Linked DNA regions of Homo sapiens: region 1 is linked to region 2. Evidence: chromatin loops called from intact Hi-C (ENCODE). Cell type or tissue: PC-9. All regions are shown on one strand. Links, peaks and the distances in the headings refer to the core of each region. The heading gives the core; the rest is flanking DNA. Region 1 holds the start of LOC105379052 (a long non-coding RNA gene). Region 2 overlaps XRCC4 (X-ray repair cross complementing 4).

Evidence for each region. Peaks named below come from ENCODE experiments on the same cell type or tissue, not always from the same donor. Only the 100,000 strongest peaks of a DNase experiment are listed, where the experiment ranks them.
Region 1: a loop joins it to region 2, with 14 times the contacts of the local background. A loop is called at or near these places in 2 of 110 quality-filtered maps.

Annotation. Positions count from the first base shown.
Region 1 is chr5:83,022,227-83,027,619 of GRCh38, forward strand. It overlaps LOC105379052 (a long non-coding RNA gene), which reads right to left and starts at 964. Exons shown (of 3, transcript XR_001742775.2): 1 at 792-964. RefSeq lists enhancers at 4,396-5,243, 5,350-5,393. In PC-9, for the core only: no CTCF peak of the experiment used is centred there; no DNase peak of the experiment used is centred there.
Region 2 is chr5:83,100,821-83,106,213 of GRCh38, forward strand. It overlaps XRCC4 (X-ray repair cross complementing 4), which reads left to right. Exons shown (of 8, transcript NM_003401.5): 2 at 4,090-4,238. The coding sequence starts at 4,100. Among named protein-coding and RNA genes, the nearest start is that of XRCC4, 26 kb to the left of the region's middle. In PC-9, for the core only: no CTCF peak of the experiment used is centred there; no DNase peak of the experiment used is centred there.

The DNA of each region.
Region 1 (5,393 bases), core at 313-5,312, 78 kb before region 2:
TAGGGAATTTTTTAGAGCAAAGGCTCGTTATAGAGAGGGAAATTTTTGAGGCATTAAAAGAAGATAATACAAACAAAACAAAACCTAAAGCATCTTAAGTCAAATCACTAAAAATGGTCTCCAAATTTCTCTGTGTCTGACCTCGTCTGAGCCTCACTGAGCTTTGAGCTCTCCCCCTGTACAATGTCAAGCCAGGGAGGCAGCCATAAGTGATAATCTATGTAAACTCAACCACTCTCTCATTACCCCAGAGTAGATTGTAAAAACTGATACTGCCTCTTGAGAGTTCTTTTGGAGAGCACTCTCTACTTCCAAAGTAGCTCCCAAACTTGATAAGATCCAAATCTTTGGAGGAAAGATTAACATAGAACCCAGTGGGGATTTTTAATCACATTTAAGCAAGATAACGCGTTATCGGAGTGAAAATTAATCCACACTTCTAGACTATGTTACTTGTGCAACTTGACCCATGGAAATTCATTTAACTAGTTATCTGGTCCTTTTCATGTCATAGGCTTTACTGTCTTGACATCTAAATATTTTTAATTTATGAGTATTCAAATGGCTCTTGATTATGAGAGCTAAAATTTTATTATTATTTCTTGCTTCATAAAGTAAGTAAAACAGTCAAACTCCTAAAGGGAGTATATCAGAATCACATTTCCAATTAGAACTGCAGTTTTATAACATCAGGTATCCAAAGCTGACAACACAAACAAATTCATTTAGTTCTGCATTCAAAATTTAATATCAGCTGGAAGAAATCTACATAAAATTACATAGTGTCCTACCTTTATTCAAAGAGATGAAGAATGGTTGATGCATATTTTAATGAACTTTGTAAAACAACTAATCTCTCGCTTGAAATTGCTCACATTTCCAGACAGTTCTCGTGACTTTTTTTTTTTGAGACAGAGTCTCACTCTGTCGCCCAGGCTGGAGTGCAGTGGCGTGATCTCGGCTCACGGCAAGTTCCGCCTCCCGGGTTCACGCCATTCTCCTGCCTCAGCCTCCCGAGTAGCTGGGATTACAGGCGACCGCCACCATGCCTGGCTAATTTTTTGTATTTTTAGTAGAGACGTGGTTTCACTGTGTTAGCCAGGATGGTCTCAATCTCCTGACCTCGTGATCCGCCAGCCTTGACCTCCCAAAGTGCTGGGATTACAGGCGTGAGCCACCTTGCCCGGCCAGTTCTTGTGACTTTTGATGGCATCAGATCCTATTTAAAAATAGACAAAAACGTTATTTATAGTGCTAACTATTCACATCTCTTTCCACAAATGATTTTAAATGGAATTCTCATTGATATTTCATTAGAAAAAGAATAGGGAGGATTATCTTCACTTAACAAACTTTATTTACCTGGTTAATGGAAATGAAAATTATAAATACGATGACAGGAAAAAGAGCTTAAGACTTTCTAATACTTCAAATACGTTAATTCGATAAGCATTATTCACATGTTAACTACTCAGCCAGGAAACGTTTCTCAACCACTAATATGAAATGAGGAACGCACAGCAAAAAGTGGTTTGTACCCAGTTTCATGCAAATTATTGCAGGTGAATTACTGATTATTTTTATTTACTTATTATAAAGAAAGGCAGTTCCAAAAGATTTATCTATTAACTTGGCTTGATACTGTTTATAATTATAATTATAATAGCTATCAAATTCTATAAAGTTGTTTTAAAAGCATATTAATATCACATTCTCAAACTTCTTCATTTTTACAATATCAAGCGCTAACAGGTGACAGTATAAACAAATTCATTTAGTTCAACCATTTATTTTACTTTAAAATGTCATAATATAATTCCAGCACTTTGTGTATGATATGCATATGCAAACTACTCATAGGATGAATTCTAATCTCCAAATACAAACTATAATTACCTACATAATTGCATTTCTGAGTTGGACGAGTACAGTAAAATAGCTTCAGAATTCTGATGAGAAAAGCCTTCACTCAATATTTTAGGTCTTTTTTTTTTTTTAATGAGACAGGGTCTCTCTGTCAGGGTTGTTGAGGCTGCGGTGAGCTGTGATCAGGCCACTGTATCCCTGACCTCCTAGGTTCACGTGATCCTCCCACCTCACCCCCAGAAGTAACTAGGACTACAGGTGCACACCACAACCCCTAGTTAATTTTTATATTTTTTGTAGAGACAGGGTTTTGCCATGTTGCCCAGGCTGGTCTCAAACTCTTAGACTCAGCAGTCCGACTGCCTCAGCCTCCCAAAGTGCTAGGATTACAGGCATGAGCCACCATGCCCAGTTAACATTTTAGGTCATTCTTAACTTTCTTTGAAAACACAAAATGGCTAATTTAGTGATGAATTTAAATATAATTATATCTTCTAAAGTGTTACATTAGTCAATACATGACAAATAGTCACAAAATCAGCATTTCTTCTCTACATTCATTTACTATTAGAAATGTGATGAATAGGGACATAGATGAAGCTGGAAACCATCATTCTCAGCAAACTAACATAAGAACAGAAAACCAAACACTGTGTGTTCACACTCATAAGTGGGAGTTGAACAATGAGAACACATGGACACAGGGAGGGGAACATCACACACCAGGGCCTGTTGGGGGGTGGGGGGCTAGGGGAGGGATAGCATTAGGAAAAATACCTAATATAGATGACGGGTTGATGGGTGCAGCAAACCACAATGGGACGTGTATACCTATGTAACAAACCTGCACGTTCTGCACATGTACCCCAGAACTTAAAGTATAATAATAAAAAAAGGGAACTGTAATAAACAACAAAAAACTGAAGAAAAAACAAAGAAAGAAATGTGATGAATAGGCCAAAACTATGTTATTACATATTCCCTGTATTTTGGAAATCAAAACAAACCTATGATGTTGGCAGGGCAGGCATTTTCCCTCCTTTTTTAAATATGAGAAATCTGAGACATAGCCTGAGTTCCTCAAGATCACATAGTTAGTAAGAAGAAGACACAGAGAGCTACGTTAGAGAGAAAGGATCTGTCAGCAAAAAATTAATGAAACATTATGCATTTAGGTCAGCCAGAACTACTACCTCCATTTTCAATATTTTTTTCCAAGAACCCTGATTTGCTTTCTATGGATCACCCTAATTTGTTTTCCCTGTACTTATATGGTAGCATGTCCTCCACATGTGACCAGTTTATTCCAATCAGATTTCTATTTTCCATTGTCCTCAGATTCAAGTGCTGGCATATCCTTACACAGTTCTTTTTAGGTTGTCAATCAAAGGTCCTACAACTCTTCCTTTTGAAGCACTTTGTACCTCAGAGAAATCAGAAGGCCAGAAACAAAATTCTACCAGGTCAAAAACATGTTCTAGGAAGAAACTTGCTTTGTATATAGTCATTCAACAAACATTCACTGATTTTTACCATATATCTGACAACGGCTGAGGACATCACTCCCTAGTCAACAGATAACTATAGTGTACCATGGTATGTGCTCTAATAGAAGCAATACATTAGAGAGCTCCCAGGAGGGGGTTAGAAAACACTGAGGAGGTTAGGGAAGGCTAACAGAGAAGAGAACAATTGAGACAGCCATCAGAAGACGAAAAGGAATCAGCAAGTAAAGAAAGTAAAGAGCAATTCGGGCAAAGAACAGGGCTGGCCGGCCTGGTGTGAAACTGATAAGAATCTGACACCCTCTGGTAGAATGAGATAGGTCCCACAGAGCAGGAATTTAGGATAGGTCAGATGACTTGTAAATCCAAATTTTATGCCATATTAAAAACCTGCCCTCGTTCCTGAGGTAAAGGTGAGTCACTGAAGGTTTTTAAGCTGTAGTGTGCTTAGACTTGCATTTTAGAACGATCATTCTGGGGGCATATAACGAAAGGGAGAAGAAGACTGTAGAGAATTTGAGGAACTTTTTATACCCCCATTGTGAGAAGATGAAATTCTCAACTTTTGTGGTGGGAGGGGCAAAAAGGAGGAGATAAAGAGACAAGAAATATTCGAAAAATAGACTCATCTTATGCCTTGGTAAGGAAAGTGAGTCAGTGAGGATTCCAAGGTCTCCAGCCTGGCTGTTGGTGAGTGCCGACAGCATCAGCATAAAGAGAGAGAGAGAAAGAGAGAGAACTCAGGAGCTGGTCTAAGAGACAAGACACTGAGTTGTGTTACAGCACTATGATCAAGCTTGCTTGTGTCCAGATTGTTCTTCCAAGTCAATATTATAGCTGAAATTTTTTAAAAAGAAAAAGTTACCTCTTAGAGACCTGTCAAGAGTGTAAATTACTTGAACACTAAGTCTGTGGGCTGTCTTTTCTGAGCCTGGCTTCAGTTTCTCTATGTACTCCATTTCTAGAATATTAGTAGGCACCAGAGAAAGAATCCACTGTTATCTTCCAAATCAGCATCTTGGCCTCGCGGGGAAAGAGCCCACCCAGCAGGTTTTTAATTGCCTGTATAGCTAACCATTCAAATATCTTTGCTGTCTTCTCTTTTTTTGAATGGCATGACTCATCAGACCACCAGGTAAAAAGCCCCAGGTCAGCAACCCAGCAGCCAGGGAGTGCATACATAATGGTTCTTAAAGTCTCTCATTTCAAGTTTTTGTAGTTTGCTCTTGCCAAGCAGAAAGCAACTTTTACATAGTACAGATTTATTGAGATACCACAAGCCTCACCCAGTTGAGATTAAGCCTAATATGAAAATACAAATTGGTTTTCCATGCTAAGAAAACCAAAGCTATGGACATTTCCTCAGAGCCCAATATTTCACCATATGGACTAAAGCCTCTGTCTTAGTTGTAGGTCATATGTCAACAGGAGAGTTGTTTATTTTTTTAACCATGTGTCACATGACCCAACTACATCATCTGTAGTAATTTTCTGGAGTGAACCAGACAACTAGGACCCTCTTTCAAACACAAATCCCGAGAGAAGGTCAAATTGGCAGCTGTTGTGTTTCTCTGAATGGGCTGTTGTAATTTAAATGTCTCATTCCATGGGGAGCTAAGGAAAGTGACATAACCCAGAAGAAGCTCGGAAGTGAGAGTGTTTGTGGGGGTGGCTGCCCTCCTATCCTGAGTCTCTGGAGTCAATGAATGTGCTTCAGGAGTAGTCCTAGGAGCTCAGGACAAGCTTCTTGGGAGGTTTCTTTAAAAGGAAAAGAGAAGTTAGGCTGCAAATAGGTGGATATGATGGCAGGCTGTTCTTAATATTGTCTTCCTCAGAAAGTATTTTTAAGTAACTAATTATAGATGTCTGTTATGTTACATTCTCTATTGTGAGAAAAGAGGAAGTTGGACATCTTGAACCAAATCCGTAATACAATGAATGGAAGGCGTCTAGACAGCAGTAACAGGCAAAGATCAAGCTGAGTCTAGTAAACTGCTTTAACTCAGCCAAGAAGAATATCAC
Region 2 (5,393 bases), core at 72-5,071:
AGTAATTTTCAAATTTAAGGATTACAGAGCATGTGAGTAATTTACTGCACATTAAATGTATTGACTAATTGATCTAAAAGAAAATATTCACAAATGGATAAAGCATTTCAGAATTAAGCACATCTAGGCAAAGGACCTTATTGTAGGAGAAAATTTTGACTAAATGGAATATTTAAAAATTATTTTTTCTGTGATTATCGTATCAAACCTACAAACTTAAATATATTTAAAAATTTTACATGCCTAATTGATGGGGCTATAAGGATTACTTTATAATGTTTTTTTAAAGGATCATCTAATGAGAGATTCATGCTATGTGATTAAATAATAGTTGTAATGTTTTCATGTTGGAAGTTTGTGCTTTGTTCCTGATTCTGACTTTTTATAATGTTTTCTCTTTGCATATTTATAATTTTTATGTTATTTCTCTAGTTTTGTTTATTAGCTTCTACGGTATAAGCATCTTTTAATGAAGCTCACAAAATCAATTTTACAGTATCAGGCGTTACAGTATTAGAACAAATATAGGTATTTGCTTGAACTAAGTAATATGTGTCATTTTACAGTCTGATAAATTTGAAGTCAATCTGGGCAAGATTCTAGAGTGATTTACCAGAAGAATTGCTTTTGGATTAAAAGAAAAAGAACCTATCATTGTTACAAATAAGAGTAGGATCACTAATTAACAGTTTTAATTTCTTTTTTTTTTGTTGTTGTTCTTTTAAATAGTGTTGATAGGCTGGTAGAGTGGATAGATTTTGCCAAGGATTCTTCTTACATTCTTGTGACTTGGAAATATAAGTGGTGTTCCCACATAGTGTTGATGATTGATGTCTACTTGAGGGTGTTTCTAATGGCAGACTATACAGGTCTATGCCTGAGCTTGTCCTGCTCAACATTTTATGTGCATGACTTGAATACTTAGAAGAAGAAGTTTATCAGATTTCTAGATGACAAGGTCAGAGAGATAATAAACATGTTGGGTCACAGGAACAGAATCACTATTCAACGTAACCTTAACAAGCCAATATAAAACATAAAATTGAACCTCAGCAAACACATCAGACAACATCAACAAAAATTACAAACAAAGGATAGAGTAAAAGTGACTTAGTAATAACATACATAGAAAAACAACTAAACAAGGTTTAGTTGATATTAAACTCAAATAGGAATTTTTAGAATGATGTAGCTGCCAAAAACATAACAAAATACCCTCAACACAACCCCTATCACTCTCACTATCACTAAAAACAATAATTAAAACTGAATGTGATATTTCCTTGAAATTATAGAAGTGCAGTATTTAGGATGAAGTAATAGTCTTTGTCTATTTTTTAATTGTTTATAATACAACTAGACTACCAGTTGGGACTCAGTGAACTATGCTTTGAGTGGCAGAGATTAACTGTAGAGAATTTTGTGGAGATTAATCAAACTAGTGAGGGTATCAGAAATCATCTTATAAGAACTGTTTTGACTGCAAGCATATAGTCTTAAGAAGAGGCCTGTCGTGTGTAAGAGGATTTATACTTAATCTGTATGGACCCTACTGGTATTACTAGGAAAAATGGGTAGAATTCAAGGGTGACAGATCTGAAATAATTTTAAATAAATCCAAGGACAAGTATTTGTGGAAAGCCTTCTTTGGGACAGGCATAGACTTTTCAAATCCTCAGCAGACATATCCAGAAGTCAGCAATAGGGCATAGGAGATCAGAGTTGGAAACTTTTTTCTTGTAACTTGTTCCAGAATCAGAACTGGCTGTTTTGTTTCCCACACATCTCATATGATTGCAGAATATAAGCTTGGTTAACTACCATTTGATGGGAGACTGGAAATAAAAGTCTTAGTTTTGTTTTAGAGTAGTCTTAAAACAACAGCTCCTTATCTGGCAATGCTGTCACATGGCAGAAGCTCCCTAAGCATACCTCTTTCATGGTCCAACCCTGTTTCTTTATCTGGTAACTTTAGAAGTCTGGTTTTTCTTAACATCAGATCTACTAGACTTTCACATTCCTACTGACAAGCAAAGTGCTGTGGTAAGAAGAGCAGGTGGTGGATTTGAGTCCTTGCACCACCACTTAGTGTGTGATCTTGGGTATTAAACTTTACCTCTGTTTTTTATTCATACAATGAGGATCCTGTTAGTTGCTATATTCATAGGGTTCCAGTAAAGATAGAGCTGATATATATATATATATATATATGTCAACATATTTCCATTAATTATAGTACTTAATGGATTATTATTTAGTCACTAAGAATGCTAGGTGTAAAACTCTGTGCCACCATGAAAAAAGCTGTTTATAAGGTTTATTTAAACATGCGTGTCTGTGGATAAAGACAGAGGGAAATGTTCAGATAATCATTGTTTTGGGAAGGGCAAGATTAGGTTTTTAGAATTTTTATATTATGTGGTTGTCTGTTTGTTCAAGTAATGAAGTTCTTGTGCAGTTGCAAAGTACTTAACAAATGGATGATGGTGATCTTAGATCTGACTCCCTTCTAACTCTAACTTTCAGTATTACATTGTGTACCCCTAATTTTATTTTCTTCTTTATTGTATGAAGTAAAAAATTGGCTAACATGAAAACCATGGAAAATGTTTGCAAGAATGTGCAGTAATCAGAATTCTCATACTATCAATTGTAAACTGGTACAACGCTTTTAGAAAAATATTTGCTGTGTAGCACCAAAATTGAATATATCCATATCCTCTGATCCAACAATTTTACTCTTAGGTATATACTCAACAGAAATGCATATGTATTTGCTAGAGTGTTTCTGCCAGCAGTATTTGTAATAGTCAAAATCTAGAAAGTACCCAGATGCCTACCACTAGTGGAATGGATAAATAACCTGTCTTATACTCATATAATAGACTACTATACTGCCCTGAAAATCATCTATCACTTTAACACATAGTGTGGATGAATCTTTCAAACATAATGTTGAGCAAAAGAAGCCAGACACAAAATAGAACATGCTGTATGATTATATTTACATAAAGTAGAGAAATATTCAAAGCCCTCATCTCTGTTAGAAGATAAGATAGTGGTTATTTGGAGAGGCCAGTGGCTAGATTGGAGGGAGTGTGAGAATGAATTTTGGGTAGCAATGTTCTGCTTCTTGATCTAGGTACTACTTACATGGATTTGTTCAACTGTAAAATTCATTGAGTTGTACTTTTGTACTTTTGATGTATGTACTTTTCTGTCTATATATAATACTTAAATACAAAACTTAAAGAATGCAGAAACATTTATTGGCCTCAGGCTGTGATAATCTGATGCAACTTATCTCTATTACAGAGTGCCCCTGTCTCAGTGGATAGGGTGTTTCAGTCACTGAGCCTGGTCATCTCTGCCTTAGACAAGGCATGACTGGATACTATCAGCTGTTGGGTTGTGAGATTTTTTTTCCCCCATTGAATTATACTTACTCAACTTTTTCATTCCAGACAGTGTCTCCAGACAGAGACTAAGATACTTGGTCAATTTTATCCTTTCTAATTACTGTAATATTTCAGTAGTGAGATCAGTTCCAGGTCATTCTCACAAGTTCTTGCAACCATTTCTTTTGTGGTAGAAAAAAAGCCTATTGAATCTGGGGGAAAAGAAGTGGTAAAATTTACTCAGCATATTGTTGAGATGATAATTTTTTGTTTTTTTTTAGTAGAGACGGGGTTTCACCATGTTGGCCAGACTGGTCTTGAACTCCTGACCTCAGGCAATCTGCCCGTCTTGGCCTCCCAAAGTGCTGGGATTACCGGTGTGAGACACCGCGCCCAGCTGAGATGATAATTTTTATCTTCATTACTTGGACAAATCATTTTCCATTTATGGGCCTCTGCTTTTCTCATCTGTAAAAATTGTGAATTAATATTGAAGAAAACTGTGAATTTACTGAATGTATTATTTACTGAATTTAATGGTTGAATCTAATGGTTGAACCTATTATACAGTTTTTTTGTTTTGCTTATTTTCTTATTTCCTTGGTGTTTGTGTAGCTGAGAGGCCAGTACAGAAAACATTATTTGAGTTACAGTTTCTTTTAAAAATATTAATTGTATTCTCCCATTACAGGTATTAAGAAATGGAGAGAAAAATAAGCAGAATCCACCTTGTTTCTGAACCCAGTATAACTCATTTTCTACAAGTATCTTGGGAGAAAACACTGGAATCTGGTTTTGTTATTACACTTACTGATGGTCATTCAGCATGGACTGGGACAGGTAATACTAAAAACAAAGTTTTTATAAGTAAAATTTAAGTGTGCTATTCTTCAGTCCTCAGGGATACTTTTCCATTAGATATTGGGTAAAACTGATATTAATTTTACTTGCTATTGCTGTCAAATTTATACACAGGTTTGTAATATTTAATGCCACTTTCTATATTTAATAGTAATAGAAAAACAAACGTGTCCTAGAAAATTCCGGTTACCATTTGAATCTTAGTAACTTGGATTTGTTCAGAGGTTTAAAATGACCTCTTTATAGAAAATATAAATAGTACTTTCTAAATACATCTTTTCTCAGGACCCCAGGGAAGAAGTCTGGGGCAGAGGAAGGAGATTGGTTAGGTAAATGGGTATGTGTGTTGCCTTGGGGCAATGGGGTAGTGGTGGGTTATTTATTTATTTATTTTCCCCAGTGAACATATATTACATTTGTAACAAAACAGGACCAGAGTCTAAAAATTTGTAATGCAAGGTTCACACCCACATTTAGGATCTTGGCTGTGATTTTAGGAAATAGATTTTTTTAACTCTTTGGTAATAATATTTTAAAAATGCTAATGACCCTCAAATCATGTATGGAACATGGTGGATATAAAGTAAAAATATGTAGCCTTATATTTTCCTTATATACGAAGTTTTAATACTCTTCTAAAGTATCTTATTGAAAGATTTAAAGAACTATTTTTATAATTATGCAAAAGTCTTTTCTAGAGTTATGTTGTGAATAATGTTTTCTGTAAGATAATTTTTACATGTTAATTTACATACTATTTATATCTTCTATTAACTTTAGAAATATTTCTCTAGAATTTGTTACCATGATTATTATATCGTCTTTAAAATTACAATACATTGTAAAATTTTGTTTCTTTCTTGAGCGTTATGAATTATGTTATACAACACAGTCAAATTGAATTTATACTTACAGAGTTTCAAAAAAATTGTCTTTTTTGACACAGAACAGGTAATGTTGATGTAGGGATTCCTGTAAAATAAAGAATTTTCAGGGGTAATATTTGCAGTACTTATTATGATATCTATTTAAGCTACACATTTATCTGTAAGAGAAAGCAGAAATCAGATTGGTTGTTGCAGTTCAAGAGTAGAAGATTTGTCAGCTTGGTTTTATGTATGCCAGAGAGATTAT